2 separate regions of the Homo sapiens genome follow, and region 1 is linked to region 2. The links are chromatin contacts, found by Hi-C or POLR2A ChIA-PET in ENCODE. All regions are on one chromosome and are shown on one strand. The core of a region is the stretch at or near the end of the contact, and the rest is flanking DNA. Distances in the headings are between cores, read along the strand shown.

Region 1 (5,104 bases), core at 660-3,159, 250 kb before region 2:
GGTTTCTGCCCTCAAAAGACTTAAAGTTTCACTGGGAAGCCCAGAAGTAGGTTGAAGCATATTGGGTTGCTCTTCAAGCTGCTCCCGTTTATTTTTGGTGGAGGGTGATAGTGGAAGGCAAAGTGCGCAAGCTACGGGAGATGCTGACCCCAAGGGGCCCTTTCTTCAGTTTTCCCTCAGCTGCCACTGCAGATCTTTTTCACTCTTTTCAGAGGCAGTGAGAGAACAGGTCTGTTTGCATTCCTTGCTGTCCAGTCCTACGGGGCGGGTAAAAAAAGAGAAAGATGGGGCAGCAGGGACCCTGGCTTTCCAAGGACTGTGACCATTTTGCCTCATAGCTCTTCACACCTTGGCAGTGGATGGAGAGCCAAAATAACCTTGGCACCTTCCCCTCCTTGTTCCGTGCCCATCTCCCTTCGTGCAGTGCCATCCTCTCCTCCACCTGGAGGCTGGCGCTCTCCTGCTGTGGTCTGACTGCCCAAACCCAGGCCCCTCCTCCAGGCCTGCTTTCCTCATCAGCCCCAGTGCCCCATACCATGTCCTCCGATTCCTCATGACTAAAGTTTGCTCTCACTCCCATCAGAATGTCTCTGATGAGTTCATTCATACTGCGACTTTGGCAAAATGGCTTCCTTTATTTTTTTTCTTGTTTTTGTTTTTTTTCTTGAAGGAACAATTAAATGTCCTATTTGGATAAATCATAAATGGTGGGATTTCAGGAACCAAGAAATATGAAATGATAATGGCTAAATGTATAATACTATGTGTCAGGCAAATGTACTATCTCATTGAATCCTCATAACAATGCAGTGAGATAGGCACTATTATTAGGTCAGTTTTACAGATGAGGAAACTGAGGCACAGAGAAGTTAATTCAGTTGCCAAAAGCCATGCAGCTAATAAGCGGTGAAGCTGGAATTCAAGCCCAGGCAATGTGCCCTGGAGCCTCACCCTTAACATCTACGTGAAAGAGGCAAGAGATATTTCTGGTGTGAGTGTTTTCATGGCAGCCCACAGACCATATCTCTTGGGTGACACTGTGCCATCCAAAGCCTGACCAAAGTCCTGAGATCAAATCCTAAGTGATGAACATTGCCTAACGCTGTCTACTTGAGGAGAATGAGTACAGACAATGATGAAAGCCAAGGAACCCTGGTTCTAGAATGTACCTGACATTATTTTGTTCAACCCCATCAGTTCCCACATGAAGAAATAGAATCAAAGAAGTTTAACTGATTTGACTGGGTCTCCTGACACTTGTTCTGTGACCTGAAAGTGCCAGCCAGTCACCTTCCTCTTCCCCACCCCCACCATAAAATCACTATGCCAAATTATATTGATCCTCAACCTCAAAATGTCTGTCACAGCAATTGCCTTGTTTCTGCCCTGATGCCAGTCAGGTTGCTCATTACCTCACACTTGTCCCAGTACCTTCTCTGACCTCCCTGCCTGTGTCTCTTTCCCCACCCCTCTCTATTTCTCATAACCATGCACAACTGTCTGCTGATGTTCCTCAAAGCCTAGCTTTTACCTTGAATGCAAACCTAGGGTACAAAGGCCTGGATTCAAATCCTGATTTACCATTCTGTCACTGAAGAGACTCAGCCATTGTGGTTAAACACAAAAACAGGTGAGGTGAGACCACAGATGTTTAAAAGCTCAGCTCGCATCACTGAACGGGACAGAGGCATCAACCTACAGCATTGGGCCAAAGTAGCAACCTCAATAAGTCAAAATCAGTACTGAGAGACATGTGAGTTATGAAACCCAGCAGTCTTATCTTTGTTGTGAGCACAGTCGGGAGTGGGGAGAAAGACGGCCACATGGAGGGGGTGGGCGGGATGGTGGGGAGAAAGGGAATCCCCACATCCGCTGCCTATTGCACTTCTCAATGAAAACGTCACCCCTCCCTAGAAGTAGAAGCAGAAATGAAACTTTAGCCAGAGCTAAGGGTTATAGCAGGGCAGGAAGACCTGAATTAGGAGAAAACTCTGTCTATGAATATGACATAGACAGAATATGAAAGAGTCCCCTCTTTACAACTCCAAGGCACTGAGTAGAGACAGCGAGGGAGCTTAGCTCAGAGGAGCCAGGATCAGGCAGCCTGCATTCAGGTGCACACCTACCACCCCAGAAAAGCAGGACCTCTGTCCTCAGTGTGCCATTCTAATTACTCCACACTATGTACCTTTAAAACAAAGGGAGCATGGAGTTTACTGTGTCCTGAGGTAGGAAGCTAAGTTTACAGATGAATCTGTGATGAAGGAGTATCAGTTGCTACATTCTAGGAATGGACCAGATTACTAAAGATTTAAACAGTTTAGGGAAATGGGCAGAAATGAGGCTAATGAAATTCACTCTCACAAAGCTGGAAGGTCATGCATCAAAGTAGTATCCATGAGACATTTAAATGGAGCCCTAATAGGTAGAATTGCAGAAAATAATGAGGAAAGAGCCCTAGGGCTAGATAATAATATCATCAACAGTCTAGTTGCAAACAGGGGATTTCCTTGTAGAGCAAAGTAATAGTTCCTCTCTGTAAATGGTTTCTCACATCTCATTTAGAATCCTGGGTGCAATCCTGGGCTTGTAGCTACCCAGAAACTGAGAATTGTGTTAAAAAGGGAACAAAAGAGAAAAAAGGAAAGGTTGGTCTGGGACTCAGGAACATGCTATATAATATTTTTTAAAGGCATTTTTTTAACCTCTTCTCGAGCTGAGTACAAAAAAAAAATCATTCCTTAAACTGTGGTTCAGCGGTCATGAGTATCAAATAAGGGTCCCCGCAATTATTTTATCTATCTATGTATTAATTTATTTACAGATGGGATCATGCTCTGTTGCCCAGGCTAGAGTGCAGTGGTGTGATCATATGTCACTGCAGCTTCCACTTCCTGGCCTCAAGCGATCCTTCTGCCTCAGCCTCCCAAAGTCTTGGGGATTACAGGCTTGAGCTACTGTGCCTGGCCCACACAATTCTTTTTATGTCTTTGGCCTCACCCTTTTGCTGACTTGGCACTTTTCACGGGCATATACTTTTGAGGTAAGACTTCAAATTATAGGGAGAGAGTGGGGGGTTTTAAGCTGAGAGAAAGGAAGTGGAATAATTTTGAAGTTAGCATTAATTTCAGTACATCAGGTACATATAAAATCAGGTTATTGTAGAACCATCAGTTCAGGATAAGTTCCAACTTCATGAAATCAGAAACGCTTCAAACCACAGCCCTTTGCCAGCAGAGATCAACAAAAGACCAGATCAAAGGCCAGAAAGGCCATGGAGTTTGTGGCCAGAGAGACATCAGGAGATGTGGGGATTCCAGCCCTTTTCATCCAGTTAGAATGCAATTCTCTTATGATATTTAATACATTTTGAATCCACATCCTAAGACCCTGCTATCTCTTTCCTGTATGCAATGAGAGAAAGGGAGAGAGAGAGACCCCTTAGACCTGTGCCATCCAATATTGTGGCTATCAGGCACTTAAAATGTGGCTGGTCTTGTAAATGCTGTGAAGTGTAAAAATTTAACTGAATGCCTGAAAGAATGTAAAATATCTGAATTTTTTTTTTCCCGAGACAGTCTTGCTCTGTTGCCCAGGCTGGAGTGCAATGGTGCTATCTCGGCTCACTGCAACCTCCGCCTCCTGGGTTCAAGCAATCTCGTGCCTCAGCCTCCTGAGTAGCTGGGATTACAGATGCACACCATCACCCCCGGCTAATTTTTGTATTTTTAGTAGAGACAGGTTTCACCATGTTGACCAGGCTGGTCTCGAACTCCTGACCTCGTGATCCACCCGCCTCGGCCTCCCAAAGTGCTAGGACTACAGGCATGAGCCACCGTGCCCGGCCATGAACATTTTTTTAATGTTGATTATGTATTGAAATGATAATATTTCTGATGTATTGGGTTAAATAAATTATTAAAATCAGCCAGGTGCAGTGTCACACTCCTGTAACCCCAGCACTTTAGGAGGCCAAGTCAGGAGGATTGCTTAAGCCCAGGAGTTCGAGACCAGCCTGGACAACATAGGGAGATCCACATCTCTATAAAAAAAAAAAGATTAATTAAATAAAATAAATTGTCCCTTCTCTTTCTACTTTTCTTAAAGTGGGTACTAGAAGGTTTAAAATTCACATGTAGCTCACACTATCTTGCACAGTCCTGCTTTAGACTTCCAGACAGTGGAATAAATTATAGGATAGCAGTTTGCATTGCCCTTGTTAAATTTCTGGGATAAGGGAGAAAACTGATAAAATGAGAGTTTGTTTTCATTTTCTTTTTTCAGGAATATAATATCAAATTGCTCAGGCCCAATTGCTGTCAGTTGGAGTGGATGTTTGGGTTTAATGAATGCTTGTAGTACAGAAACTTATTAATAATATTTAAAGAAATACAGCTGGGAGAAATACAGGACACAGTGAATGGGCTCATTCTTTGGCATAATTTCATGTGAATTAAATGAAACCCATAAAGTCCACATAAACCTACACCATGGCTTGCAGAAACACTGTTTATCACAGAAGACAGAAAAATGCCATCATTTATTCATCTTTGTATGCTAGAGGAAACTGAGAAAATGTTAGTCCAAATAGAACACTCAACTCTCTGTTGTACCCCAGACTGTTGTATCTGAAAAAGAAAAAAAAAAAAAAAAGAGCAGAACTCTTTCTGATGGTAGATGTTTTTTTCCCCTGAGTGAATCAGAGAACAGCCTGTGGTCTAAACCAAAAAAAAAAAAAAAAAAAAAAAAAAAAACCTTATGTAAACGGGTAAAGACATGTGGATGGGTGTGGAATTATTCATGAAGCTACAACACTGAAGAAAAACTCCCCTCTCTCCCCTCTAGAAAGACTGAGATGATGTATAATTCTTGCAATCCAGGTGGCTTCTTACTTGACAGTTGCCCTTTTATACCCACGAACATGAGAAGCAATTACTTGACACAATCTTTTTTATGCTGTTTTTTAAATTAGAAAATTGATTTATGTGAATACACAAACTAAAAATTGATTATAAAAACAACTAAACATGTGTCATTCTAGGCAATTCTAGGCAGCCTAGACACTGCTAGTATTGACATGTACCACCGAAAAGAAATGAGATTA
Region 2 (5,390 bases), core at 2,390-4,889:
AGCATCTAGTTGGAATGGGAGGACTTGGATCATTCATCCAAGGATAATATATCAATTGCTTAGAAAGCCTTTTACCAAATCTTATTTAAAAATAAAATTATATGTTGTCATATAGCAGCCTAGAGTAGAAGTATGAGAACATTTTTCTTATACTTTCCTCTAGCCAGCAATAAACTATTTACATCATCCTTAGATCCTAGTCACTCATTTACTTGTTCATTCATTCCTAAAAATTTGAGTATGGGGTACCAGGCACTGTGTCAGGTGCTGGAATACAGTGATAAACTAAGATAGTCAAAGTTCTTGCTCTCCTGGAAATAACATTCTAGTGGGAGTAGACAGACAGAAAATAGCAAACAAACAAGATAACTAGATTGTGCTAAGCACTGCAAAGTAAAGACACAGGATAATGAGCTGGAGAAGAATGGAGGTGGGTGCACTTTAGATTGCTGCTCCAGGAAGAGTTAAAACACATCTTGGACTGTGTCTCATTTTCTAATGCCCCTAGAAGCAGGCTCTGAGCCCATTTAGTACACATAATTGAAATGGTGAATTAGGAAAGATTCAGGTGGAATGAGGGTGCTCAAAACCTGTTAGTCAATTTGACCAAGAAACTTCTGAAACTGTAACATGATTGACTCTACAGAGACAGTATCTGAAGGGTCTTTTAGGATGGTCCCAATTGCTTCTATTAATATCTCGGCCAGCCGGGCACGGTGGGTCACGCCTGTAATCCCAACACTTTGGGAGGCCCAGGTGGGCGGATCACGAGGTCAGGAGTTCGAGACCAGCCTGACCAACATGGTGAAACCCTGTCTCTACTTAAAAAATACAAAAATTAGCCGGACGTAGTGGTGCATACCTGTATTCTCAGCTATTTGGGAGCCTGAGGCAGGAGAATCGCTTGAACCCGGGAGGCGGAGGTTGCAGTGAGTCGAGCGAGCCACTGCATTCCAGGCTGGGCGACAGAGTGAGACTCTGTCTCAAAAAAAAAAAAAAAAAAAAAAAAAAAAATCTTGGCCATATTTTAATGTAGGATCCATACATAAATTTTAACGCCCAATTTTAAATTATAGTCAGTAGCAAACATGTTATTTTTGGGAAGTCTCTTTTCTGACTTGTTAAAGCAAGTATGCATGGGCCTATAATTCTACAACACAAATTGCGTTTTTGTTTTGATGAGCTCTGTTCCTTTATTCATACATTCATTCATTCAACAAATATTTATTCAGAACTTACTAGGTCCTGGGGATACTACAGTGAACAATAAACAGCAATCTATGCTCTCATGTGATAGCCTCTGGTTATACCGCTTGATTCCTTTTCTTTTTCTTTCTGACTCATATACTGCTACTTTCTGACTTATATACTACTTTCTTACTTTCTGACTTATATACTGCTAATATCACTGCTTAACACCAATTTGCGAAGATAACATTTATGTGACGTAAATAGATCTATTTTATGTTCTGCTGTTCTTAACACTTAAACATTATTATTGCGAGTGATTTTTGTATTCTTTTGGATGTGGGTAATTTAACTTTTATTAAGGTAATTTTAGTATGTTAGATGCTCAACTCATTTGGCCATTAGAGTGCTCTTCTTTATTTAGGAGCGTGTAACTACTTGTCTCTGACTGATTGTGCAGTCATGACATAGCTGGAGTCAGGATCCAACTTTAAACATTGTGAGATAAATCATTTCCACAGTCTTGCTTAAGTGGCCATTTTAGTGTAGAGAAGCACATTTTCCGTTGAAAGCCAATGTGAATGTCTCCTTGACCCCGGGTCTCAACAATTTTTGAGCAACATAGGTATGATGGTTTAGAAAAAGCTTGATAGATTAAAAAAAAAGATTCTGTAAAATTAAAAATTTTTCCTTTGAAGAATTATTGATAAAAGCATGCATTTGAAACAATATAATTCATATATATCAGTAATAAAATGGGGTCTATTTGAGTTTACTAAGCATTAGCTTAGCAATAGCTACATTTCTCTAGACAGATTTCTGAGTTGCTATGAATATTTGATCTCAAGACAATGAAACCTGTAGAAATTAGTAGTTCCTTTTTCCTTTTCAATGCTCTGTATACCAAACAAAAACTGTCACCTTTCATGCATAAACATTAATGACCAGTATCTGTGAGCGCAAAGCCTGTATATTCAAGGTTAAAACTCATTCCCTGCACTATTTGGGGAGATGATTAACTCTTCTTGGTAGCAGACCAGAAGCAAGTGGGGCAGCCCCCACCTCTTCATCTTTCTGTGGAGATCTGTAGGGTTGTCTACAAAACAGCTGCTCCCCACATGTACTGGGTGTGAAAAAATCCATTTTTGAGAAACAAACATCAAAACAAAGGCCTCATAGCTGTGTATTTTTCTACCTTTGGGTCCAGGATCCAAAGTCCATATTGAAATGGCTTACTTGCCTTCCAGAGCACAAGGGTGGCTGCAGGAAGTAGACCCAGAGGTTTTCACAAACCAGGTCTTCCCTGGAAATAGTAGTAGAGGCTCGGGACCCAGATCCCCATGGAACCACCTGGCTGGTTTCTTTAGGGGAGGGCCTGAGCCAGGAGTTTTTCAGGGGCAGAGCCATGTGCCTTTCTGATCCGACTATATTCTGGGCTTAGGTGAATCTATGTTGACTTTGGAGTGGTCAGAGGGGTTGAAGCAAAACTGGCATGGATATTCTGCTGGTTGTCAAATGTTGGGCAAGTGTCCTGCTCATAATTTTTAAAGGACAAATATTTGAAATGAGCTAGCTATTTTAGATAATTTAAAAATTATTTATGTGCTGGTTTATTGTATAGAAAGGAATATGAAATATTGTACATAACTTAAAAAAAGATTAAAACAAGCCTGGCACAATGGCTGGCACCTGTAGTCCTAGCTACTGAGGAGGCTGAGGTGAGAGAATTGCTTGAGCCCAGGTGTTCGAGACTGCAATGAACTATAATTGCACCACTGCACTCCAGCCAGGGCAACAGAGTGAGACCCTTTCTCTCTCTACATATAAAACAGTAGATCAACATTACAAAATGTTAAAAAGAGAAAAAACACCCATAATACTGCTATTCCATTTTTCCTCTGTGCAAATATATTTGAACATGGTTATATTCATAATGCACATATATCATCTGTATTCTGCTTTTCAATTTAATATCATCCTCTATTTTCTGTATATTGTGACAGTCTTCATAATTTATTTTTAATGATAATATAGTATTTCATTAGAAACATGTACTATAGCTAACATTTTTCTGATTATTGGGCATTTAGGTTGATTCATATTTTGTAGTGAACATCTTTTCTTTTGGATCATTTCTTAGGATCAGTTTCCAGCAATAAGATTACTGTGTCAAAGGAAGTAGACATTTTTATGACTGATACATGCTTTGCAAAAGGTTTGGCCTTTTTCTTTGCACAACTTTAAAGGTGAATCATCAGCCATGAGCCAGTGCTTACATTTTTGGACAGTTAATTATTATTCCCATATTAGGCAGAGAGAGAAAAGCTCTGTGCACATCTGATTTTCTTCTTATTGCTTTCATTATATAGAGCTGACGTGTTGAGAAAAATGTCCTGGCTGTGAGACATTCCAGACAACAGAGCCATCACTTTGGAAAAGTTTGGACCAATCCCAATTTTGCAATCAGCTCCCAGAGTTTTTCATATTTCTTTTGGCAAAGATATCTGTCGCTGTGGTCAAATGCAGCTGAATGGTTAAAGTCACAGCGTGAGCTGATCAAGGTGCCTATTTTAGTATTAGGTTGGCAGTCTGTGGCCAGGTGTCTGGGTATTTTGAGAGAAGTAATTTTGTAAAGTAATTTGCAATTCTTAACTGTGAACAGTGCCAGAAGAGTTATATGCAGGTTTTCTGTGGAGATTCTCTCTCTCTTCCAGACCAATTGGAGGATAATCATTGGTTTCCGAAGAAAACACACTGGGCCGGGTGCAGTGGCTCATGCCTGTAATCCCAGCACTTTTGGGAGGCTGAGGCAGGCGGATCACCTGAGGTCGGGAGTTCAAGACCAGCCTGGGTAACATGGTGAAACCCTGTCTCTACTAAAATTACAAAAATTAGCCAGGTGTTGTGGCATCCACCTGTAATCCCAGCCACTCAGGAGGCTAAGGCAGGAGAATCGCTTGAACCCAGGAGGCGGAGCTTGCAGTGAGCTGAGACATGCCATTGCACTCCAGCCTGGGTGACAGAGCAAGACTCCATCTCAAAAAAAAAAAAAAAAAAAAAAAAAAAAAAAAAAAAAAAAAAAGAAAACACTGATTGCAGGGAAATTAGGACACCTTGGTCCTTGCTGAATGTGTCACAGTGTCTGTGCTTTGCAGCAAATTGCTTGACTTGAGTTTTTTCCTTCTAAGAAGCAAAGATATTGGAAACAGGAGTGCCAAAATCCCTAAAATTTTTTAGGTTCTTTGTCCGTTGGATGATTCTAATTGCATGCCCATTTTTGTAGCCAAGGATGTAATTTCCCTATTCATTGGGGCTTCTGTCAGGCAACAATGGAAAAGAATAGGATGTGAAGCACAAACCTATCTTTATAGTTTGTCATTTCTACCAGAAGATATCATGGCATATATAATTAAAACCAATGGCAAAAAATTATTTTGACTACCTGTGGCTTGAATGTACTTACTCTATCCCTGCTCCTCATGAATATGTTAAACATAGAAAAAAAAATAGCATTCACTCTTGCCCAGCAGGTTAAAAGGAAGTCAATCTATTCTGTGGAACTGGTCTTGAATTTACCGACCATTACTTTATTTGCTGACTGTAAAAATTCTAGCTTAAAAAATAGCACTCTCAGCAACATCATTTTCAAACATGAAGGCCAACAGTATTTTATTTAGCATAGCATTTTGAAAATCTAATGGCAATTTGGTAAGAAAAACTTAGGCCAGTTAGGGGAGGAGTAAAAATGAAAGTGGAAATAACATTCATTTTCTTTTTGTATTTTGTATTTTTATTTTTTTGAGGCAGTCTCATTCTGTTGCCCAAGCTGGAGTGCAGTGGCGCGATCTTGGCTCATGCAACCTCTGACTCCTGGGTTCAAATGATTCTCCTGCCTCAGCCTCCTGAGTAGCTGGGATTACAGGCGTATGCCACCATGCCCAGCTAAATTTTGTGTTTTTAGTAGAGATGGGGTTTCACCATATTGGCCAGGCTGGACTCAAACTCCTGACCTGAAGTGATCCACCTGCCTCAGCTTCCCAAAGTGCTGGGATTACCGGCTTGAGGCACTGCACCTGGCCATTTTCTATAAACTCTCTGAAATTAATTTTCATTTAGTCTGTTATAAAAGTAGTTATTCTCATTTTTCCCTATGAAGGCATAGAATCAGTAAAGAGATTTATAATGAAGCTATGTGGTCACTT

Evidence for each region. A loop is a pair of places that touch in the nucleus more often than their neighbours do. ChIA-PET counts read pairs that join two places held with the same protein, here RNA polymerase II (POLR2A). Pooled maps may share reads with other maps.
Region 1: a loop to region 2 is called in a map with no recorded cell type, with 8 times the contacts of the local background. The contact joins two enhancer-like sites. A Hi-C loop is called at or near these places in 2 of 37 single-sample maps with no recorded cell type and 2 of 50 pooled maps. POLR2A ChIA-PET finds 5 or more read pairs at or near these places in 3 of 52 experiments (HepG2, WTC11 and activated naive CD4-positive, alpha-beta T cell).

Annotation. Positions count from the first base shown.
Region 1 is chr1:200,625,181-200,630,284 of GRCh38, reverse strand. No RefSeq gene overlaps it. Among named protein-coding and RNA genes, the nearest start is that of KIF14, 7.0 kb to the right of the region's middle. Within about 2 kb of position 1,909, at least 3 of the 41 ENCODE cell types and tissues checked have a DNase peak (open chromatin) inside an H3K27ac peak, as active enhancers do.
Region 2 is chr1:200,377,705-200,383,094 of GRCh38, reverse strand. No RefSeq gene overlaps it. Among named protein-coding and RNA genes, the nearest start is that of LINC00862, 6.6 kb to the right of the region's middle. RefSeq lists an enhancer at 2,274-2,323. Within about 2 kb of position 3,639, at least 5 of the 41 ENCODE cell types and tissues checked have a DNase peak (open chromatin) inside an H3K27ac peak, as active enhancers do.